Regions from separate parts of the Homo sapiens genome. Here region 1 is linked to region 2. Evidence: read pairs that join two places in POLR2A ChIA-PET (ENCODE). Cell type or tissue: Panc1. All regions are shown on one strand. Each heading gives the region's core, and the rest is flanking DNA. Links, peaks and the distances in the headings are about the cores only. Region 1 overlaps TOX2 (TOX high mobility group box family member 2). Region 2 overlaps MYBL2 (MYB proto-oncogene like 2).

Region 1 (4,395 bases), core at 68-4,067, 330 kb before region 2:
GTGTTTTACTGCCTCGCCGCTCAATATTTTGTATCCTCACCCGTGTTTACATGTTTTTATGAACTCTCGAGAAAAGTGTTGCCTGTGTTGAAGTGGCTGGTTAAGCCGAGACTGAAATGCCCAAGGTGGGGAGGAGGCGGCAGGAAAAGCTTCCCAGATCCTTTCCCAGGAGAGTTGTGGGTGCTCAGGGATGGGGCTCAGTGGCCTCACCCCACAGAAGAAGGAAGGAGGCCCAGAGAGGGTCAGAACCAGCCCTGAGGTCACACAGTGGACCTGAGGCACAGAAGGACTTGGAGTTCTGGGGTGGTTCCTACCGCCTAATTTACCACAATTTAATTGATGAAGGGGGTGTGGGGAGGTCTGGCCTGAGACAGTGTCAGGGAGGCAGAAGAAGCCACACATTTCCTGCTCTCCAGCACCCCCTTTTTAGGTTTATTACGGTTTATTTTATTTTTGAGGTAAAACAAATTCCTAGGGTTTTTTTAATCCATAATTTAAGAGGAATGCCCACTATTAATATCAAGGAGTAATTTTTAGTTCAAAATATGCTGTTTATCTTCTTTTTCCCCCTCTTCCCACCCTTTCTCCCTGAGTCCCCAAAGTCCATTGAGTCATTCTTATGTCTTTGCATCCTCATAGCTTAGCTCCCACTTATGAGTGAGAATATACGATGTTTGGTTTTCCATTCCTGAGTTACTTCACTTAGAATAATAGTCTCCAATCACACCCAGGTTGCTGCAAATGCCATTAATTCATTCCTTTTTATGGCTGAGTAGTATTCCATTGTGTGTGTGTGTGTCTATATATATATATATATATATCACAGTTTCTTTATCCACTCGATCGATGGGCATTTGGGTTGGTTCCACATTTTGCAATTGTGAATTGTGCTGCTATAATCACGCGGAAAGAAGTCATTATCCCCAGCCCCTTTTGGGCAATGGCCAAATGTTGACCAATCAGGTACAGCCGTTCAAGGCAACAGGCCATCTTAGAATCCAAGCTGGCTTAAAGATCAGAGTTCCCCCTACCCAGGACTCCATGGCCACGTCAGAGGACTATGTGTCCCCACCCCACCCCGCCAGGAGCTTTAGGGCCTCTCAACCTGTAAACAGTTTGGAAGGCTCCACAAATGGCTCCTCATTTATCCTCACATCCCTCCTCTGAGGCAGGCGCTATGATGGTTACCATTTTTTACAGATGAGAAAGCTGAGGCTGAAAGGGTGAAGAAGATTGCCCAGGATAGAGCTGGGGCTTGAGCTGGAATCTTCCAGCCCCAAGGTCCCTGCTCTCCTGATGGCATCAAATTACTCCTCCACTGAGGATCTGGGTTCTTTCTGAGAGTGGGGGAAGCTGTAACTCATTCCTCCCAAGGATCCAGACATGTGGTGGGAGGGGAGAAAATAACATTTTTCACACATAGGATTAGTTCAGATTTTTAAAAAGTTCTACAAAATTCAGTGCTGACATGAGGGGGAGAACTCTGATATCTCTGGCACCATGAGTGGGGGTGCAGCTGATGCAGAAGTTCTTGGCCCCTTCCTGGGCCCCCTTCACTGGAGCAGCAACCTGTCCCCCAGCTGCTGGGAACATCGGTTGGTGAAGGCTCTCAGCTGCCCCCTTCTTCAGAGGACACCACTTGCCAACAGGTACTGCAGCCCCAGGAGGTCACTCCATCCCCCAATCTCTGGCCAACGACGAATGGACATGGGGGTGCAAAGGCTACCCCTTTACCCTATGATGGGATCAACTGTGTGGTGCAATTTATGCTCCAGAACACCCCTGGGGGCAGGCAGAGGCTCGACGCATCCAAGGGAAACTTCTCTGTCTGCCTTAACATCTCTCCCTCCCTCTCCTGAGATCCCACCCTCAAAATATAATAATAATAAAATTTTTTAAAAAATCCTTTTCACCACTCCCAAAGAACCCATCCCAAGAGAGTTTATAATAGAAAAGATCAGAAATAGCCTAAATGTCCATCAACAGAAGGTTAAGTACATGATGAAACACCCATATGATGGAATGTTATCTAGCCACTAAAAGGAAGAGCAAGACCTGTAATTATGCACGTGGAAGTATACACATGATACACTGTTGCAGAAAATTGGCAGGTCCTAGAACTGCTCCAATAGAACACACTGGAAAGTACAGGAAAAGGCATCACATTCGGGTCCCATGTATGTAAATTTTGTACATATTTTTATATATTGTGTATATTATCTTTGTATATTGTATATCTTTGTATATTGTATATATTATTGTATATATTATCTTTGTGTATAATGCACAAAGATAAGACTGAAAAGATACTTAGTAAATGGTTGGGTTAATAATGATTATTTGTGGATGGTGCAGTTTTAACAATTTTTACTTCTTTGTATTTGTTGGTTTAATTTTTTTTTCACAGTGAACATGTGCCATTTTTTAAAAATCAAATCCACAAAGCTATGCTTTGGGAAGAAAGTAAAAGATGTAAGAAGACTTCATTTCAAAATTTATAGATGCAGCCAAAGCCATACTAAGAAAAAATGTACAGCCATAAACTTTTTATTATTAAACAATAAACAATAAAAGTAAATGAACTAAAGAATTCAAAATAAAAAATGTAAACATCTACAAAAAGAAAGAAGGGATTCATAAAGAGGGAAAACATTAAGAGAAAGAAAAGTAAGAGAATTGGAACACAACTCTGATGCTTAGTCCTCTGAATAAAATGAATAAAACAATGTAGATAAAGCAATAAGATGGATAAACCCTGGGTAAAGGTGAACAGAAAAGAGAGGGAGAAACCACCAATATATGACTTTAGCATTATGAATCAGGGTGTAATTATAGATACGAAGACCATAAAAGAGATAAGGTAATACTATATACAACTCCATGGTAATAACCGTATAGAGCTCAATGTAATAATCATCTTAGGAAGATGGTATAACCTCAATACAGAAGTATGAGATCTCAGTGTAGTAGATTACTCAGGAGAACTCAGTGTAATAGTCATCTTATAAAGATAGTGGAACCTCAATACAGAAGTATGATAAAGCTATCTTATAAAAAGCCACCACCGGATCAGAGAGGGGACGGGCTAAGGGAGAGGGGATGTGGCTGAGGAAGGAGGGAAGGGGGTGAGTGCTGGTGGCAGCCCCAAGACCAGAGGCAGCAATGAGGTTGTCATTTGTTAAGTTTCCCTGCAGAAGTGAGGGCCCACGGGACGTGGAGGTGCTGCTCACTGTCCTGCATGAGAAGCAGAGCTGTGTGGCAAAAGGGATGGACTGTGCTGGCCACCAAAATGTGGGACTCAGACCTTCTGTGCCAGGTGGCACTGATGCTGAGAGCACCAGCTGCAGCTCCTCGGCTCCCTGAGCATGCGCCTCCCAGGCCACGCTGGCCTGTGGTCACGCCCAGTCAGTGTCTGAACACATTGGTGCTTAAGGCAGGTCCATTTGGGGAAGGTGTGCAGCTCTTCTGATGGGCAGCTTTGGTTTGAGGACTCCCCATTGGCCTGGCCAATCTTTCTTAAAACTGATGCAGTCCAAGATGCTTCCTGTCCAGTCCTTGCTACCCAGATCTTCCTATCCAGTCAGTCCTTCTTTCCCTCCTTTTTTTTTTTTTTTTTTTCTGAGATAAAGTCTAGCTCTGTCACCCAGACTGGAATGCAGTGGTGCGATCTTGGCTCATTGCAAACTCTGCCTCCCAAGTTCAAGTAATTCTCCTGCCTCAGCCTCCCAAGTAGCTGGGATTACAGGTGTTCACCACCACATCCAGCTAAATTTTTGTTGTTTTAGTAGAGGCAGGGTTTCACCATGTTGGCCAGGCTGGCCTTGAACTCCTGACCTCAGGTGATCTGCTCGCCTCGGCCTCCCAAAGTGCTGGGATCCCTTCCTTCCTTCCCTTCTGTCCCTTCCTTCCTCTATCTTTCCCTCCTACCTCACTTCCTTCCTTCTTTCTTCCCTTTCCTCCCTCCTTCCCATCCTTTTTCCCTCTGGTTTCAGACCTATATCATGGTCTGAAGCTTCCCCCCTCCTCTGGCCTTCTCTTCCTCCCCCCACCTCCCTTTCCCTCTCTCTCTCCTCTTACATATCTAATCCCGTCTGGTGCCTGTTTCTTGGTAGACTCCAACTAATGTACAACTAGAATCTGTCTCTGGGAGAAAAATTGTACCTGTTTGATAGAAACACACTGAGGACCTGCTTGGGGTGGAGGGTGGATCCCAAGGACACCCCACTCAGGGGTCACTAAGCTAATTTCTAACGAAGGCAGGTCCTGCCCATGGAGGAGCTTTGGTTTCATGGGCACAGAGGTAAGTATAGGGGAGATGCCAGGGCTGAGGGGCTCACAGTGTGACAGACAGAACCGAGAGAAGAACCAGGCATGGAACATGCCACAGGGCAGGGA
Region 2 (4,395 bases), core at 213-4,212:
TTAGACTGCATCATGGACAGGGAAAAATGGAATATAAACTGTAGATAAAGATCCTGAATTAGGCTTAAATTCCCTGGATTGAATATAACTTTATTGTGGTTATGTAAGCAAATGGCCTTATTCTTAGGAATCTATGCTACATAACTAACTCTCAAATGGCTCAGATGAAAGAAGTAATACACAGAGGTTGGGTGCAGAGGCTCACGCCTGTAATCCCAACACTTTGGGAGGTCGAGGCTGGTGGATCACCTGAGGTCAAGAGTTCGAGATCAGCCTGGCCAACATGGTGAAACCCTGTCTCTACTAAAAACAAAACAAAACAAAATTAGCCAGGTGTGGTGGCAGGCACCTGTAATCCTAGCTACTCGGGAGGCTGAGGCAGGAGAATTGCTTGAACCTGGGAGGCAGAGGTTGCAGTGAGCTGAGATCGCACCATTGCACTACAGCCTAGGTAACAAGAGCAAAACTCTGTCTCAAAAAAATTAAAAAATAAATTTTTAATGCTTAATAAACATTAAAAAATAAAAAGACCAGGTACAGTGGCTTATGCCTGTAACTCTAGCACTTTGGGAGGCTGAGGCAATTGGGTCCCTTGAGTTCCTGAATTCAAGGTTGCAATGGGCTATGATCACACCACTGCACTCCAGCCTGGGCAACACAACAAGACTCTAATAAAAAAAAAAGGGAGGGGGGAGGGGGCTGGGTGTGGCGGCTCACACCTGTAATCCCAGAACTCTGAAAAGCTCAGGCAAGAGGACCCCTTGAGTTCATGAGTTCAAGGTTGCAGTGAGCTATGATCACGCCACTGCACTACAGTCTGGGGTACAGAGCAAGACCCTGCTCATTTAAAAAAAAAAAAAAAAAAAAAATCACGCCTGTAATCCCAGCACATTGGGAGGCCGAGACGGGCGGATCACAAGGTCAGGAGGATCGAGACCATCCTGGCTAACACGGTGAAACCCCATCTCTACTAAAAATACAAAAAATTAGCCAGGTGTGGTGGCAGGCGCCTGTAGTTCCAGCTACTTGAGAGGCTGAGGCAGGAGAATGGTGTGAACCCGGAAGATGGAGCTTGCAGTGAGCCGAGACTGCGCCACTGCACTCCAGCCTGGGCTACAGAACGAGACTCTGTCTCAAAAAAAAAAAAAAAAAAAAAAAAAAAAAAAAAAAAAAAAAAAATATGCGGGGCGTGGTGGCTCACACCTGTAATCCCAACACTTTGGGAGGCCAAGGCAGACAGATCCCTTGAGCCCAGGAGTTCGAGACCAGCCTGGGCAAACCCCATCTCTATAAAACAAACGAACAAACAAAAAGTGAATTTTATTGTATGTAAATTATACCTTTATAAAATAAAGAAAAAAAGCTACCAAACTGGGAAAAAATAGTTACTACATGATAAAGGAGTAGCATCCTTAATATACAAATAAAATGTACAAACCAGTAACAAGATAAAAAAAAAAAAAAAAAAAGACAACCAAGCCAAATAACAAATTAACAAATTAAGGGGTAATTTGTTACTCACCCTCATTAATAGTAAAAGAAATGAAAACCAAAACAATGAATCAAAACATCACATTGCACACCATAAATACACGCAATTTTTTTTTTTTTTTTTTGAGATGGAGTCTCACTCTGTTGCCCAGGCTGAAATGCAGTGGCGCGATCTCGGCTCACTGCAAGCTCCACCTCCCAGGTTCACGCCATTCTCCTGCCTCAGCCTCCCTAGTAGCTGGGACTACAGGTGCCCGCCACCATGACCGGTTAATTTTTTGGGTTCTTTTTTGTATTTTTAGTAGAGATGGGGTTTCACCATGCTAGCCAGGATGGTCTCCATCTCCTGACCTCGTGATCCGCCTGCCTCAGCCTCCCAAAGTGCTGGGATTACAGGCGTGAGCCATTGCGCCCAGCCCTTGTTGTTTTTTGAGACAGAGTCTTGCTGTTACCCAGGCTGGCGTGCAGAGGCACACTCTCAGCTCACTGCAACCTCCACCTCCCAGGTTCAGGTGATTCTCATGCCTCAGCCTCCTGAGCAGCTGGGACTACAGGCGTGCACCACCACACCCGGTTAATTTTTTATATTTTTAGTAGAGATGGGGTTTCACCGTATTGGCCAGGCTGGCCTCAAACTCCTAGCCTCAAGTGATCCGCCCACTTCAGCCTCCCAAAGTGCTGGGAATACAGGCATGAGCCACCGCCCCTGGTCAATATATGCAATTTATTTGTCAATTATATTTTAATAAAGCTGAAAAAAAAAAGATCAACTCCAAAGTAATTCAATCAAAATAAGAACATGATAATGCATTTGTTGCTCATTAAAACTGGCAAAGATTTTTTTTCATATAACCATAGCCGGTATTGACAATAAGGCTGGAAACAAGCAGTCCTATATACCACCTATAGCAGGATTAAACAGTACAATCCCTTTGGCAGCAATTCGGCAATGCTTATGAAAACTTCAAATGTCCACACTATTTTACCCAATCATTCCACATCTATAAAATCAACCGGCCGGGCGCAGTGGCTCACGCCTGTAATCCCAGCACTTTGGGAGACTGAGGCGGGGAGATCACGAGGTCAAGAAATCGAGACCATCCTGGCCAACATGGTGAAACCCCATCTCTACTAAAAATACAAAAATTAGCTGGGCATGGTGCTGCATGCCTGTAATCCCAGCTACTCAGGAGGCTGAGGCAGGAGAATCACTTCAACCCGGGAGGCGGAGGTTGCAGTGAGCCAAGGTCACACCACTGCACTCCAGCCTGGCAACAGAGTGAGACCCCATCTAAAAACAAAAAAATCAACCACACAGTTCAGCAAATGTACAAAGAAACTGAACAATGATGATCATTATAGCATTGATGGAAATAGTAACAGATGTTTGACAATATAATGGTTAAATAAGATACGGCAAATTCAGGAATGTTGGAGATCTGAATACACATAACAACATGGAACGATATGTTAAATAGAAAAAGAAAGTTGTAAAAGAGTAAGACATCGTCTAATTTTAAGCCTGGTGTGGTGGCTCACGCCTGTAATCCCAGTATTTTGGGAGGCCAAGGTGGGCAGATCACCTGAGGTCAGGAGTTTGAGACCAGCCTGACCAACATGGAGAAACCCCAATTAGCCAGGCATGGTGGCACATGCTTGTAATCCCAGCTACTCGGCAGGCTGAGGCAGGAGAATCGCTTGAACCCGGGAGGCGGAGGTTGCGGTGAGCCAAGATCATACCACTGCACTCCAGCCTGGGCAACAAGAGCAAAACTCCGTCTCAAAAAAAAAAAAAAGTTGAGATGAGCAGGCTCAACCTTCTGCATTGCCCAATTCTATAAAGTTGTTAAGTTTTTGCAATGATCACGCATTACTTCTGAAGCAGAGGAAACAATTTTATAATAGCAAGCACTGACCAGTGAGTGGAGAAGTTGGGAGTGGTCCCATACACGAATTAACATGCAAAATTCTTCTGGCAGCAATCTAACAAAATGTATTAAGAGGTTTTTTTTCTTTTCTTTTTAAGACAGAGTCTTGCTGTCACCCAAGGCTGGAGTGCAGCAGTGCGAACTCGGCTCACTGCAACCTCCGCCACGCCAGTTCAAGTGGATTCTCAATTATCGTGCCTCAGCCTCCCGAGTAGCTGGGATTACAAGCCTGTGTCACCACGCCCACCTCAGCCTCCCAAAGTGCTGAGATTACAGGTGTAAGCCATGACGCCTGGCCTGTTTGCTTTTTCAAAGACAGAGTCTCACTCTGTTGAAATACTGGGCTCAAGTGAACTTCCTGCCCCAGGCTCCAAAGTAGTTGGAACTACAGGTGTGTGCCACCGCACCAGCTTTTTTTTTTTTTTGTAAAGACAGTCTCCCTATGTTGCCCAGACTGGTCACAAACTCCTGGCCTCAAGGAATCCTCCCAACTTGGCCTCACAAAGTGCTGGGATTACAGGAATGAGCCACCATACTCAGCCAAAAGGGTTCCCCCCACCACCAAATATATTTGTCCATCTCTAGGAATTTCTCAAGAAATAACTGCACAAAGAAGCAGTCATTTGGCCACAAGGGTGACTGTTAAGAGTTTTATCTCTAATAACAAAAAACCAGTAATACCCTTATCTACATCAGTAAGAAACTAGTTAAATAAATAGCACACCAGAAAGACCACATTGGAGAGACACGGGTAAGGCTGAAATCAACACAGGCCCGGCATGGTGGCTCATGCCTGCAATCCTAGCACTTTGAGAGGCTGAGGCAGGTGGATCACCTGAGGTCAGGAGTTCAAGACCAGCCTGGCCAAAATGGCAAAACCCCATCTCTACTAAAAATACAAAAATTTGCCAGGATGGTGGCGAATGCCTATAATCCCAGTTTCCCAGCTACTCAGGAGGCTGAGGCAGGAGAACCA

Evidence for each region. Peaks named below come from ENCODE experiments on the same cell type or tissue, not always from the same donor. Only the 100,000 strongest peaks of a DNase experiment are listed, where the experiment ranks them.
Region 1: POLR2A ChIA-PET joins it to region 2 with 5 read pairs; 2 of 35 experiments call an interaction of 5 or more read pairs at or near these places.

Annotation. Positions count from the first base shown.
Region 1 is chr20:44,022,655-44,027,049 of GRCh38, reverse strand. The region is part of intron 3 of TOX2 (TOX high mobility group box family member 2); the gene reads right to left. Among named protein-coding and RNA genes, the nearest start is that of TOX2, 110 kb to the right of the region's middle. In Panc1, for the core only: no CTCF peak of the experiment used is centred there; no DNase peak of the experiment used is centred there; H3K27ac peaks cover 614 bases.
Region 2 is chr20:43,695,136-43,699,530 of GRCh38, reverse strand. All of the region lies in intron 6 of MYBL2 (MYB proto-oncogene like 2), which reads right to left. Among named protein-coding and RNA genes, the nearest start is that of GTSF1L, 30 kb to the left of the region's middle. In Panc1, for the core only: no CTCF peak of the experiment used is centred there; no DNase peak of the experiment used is centred there.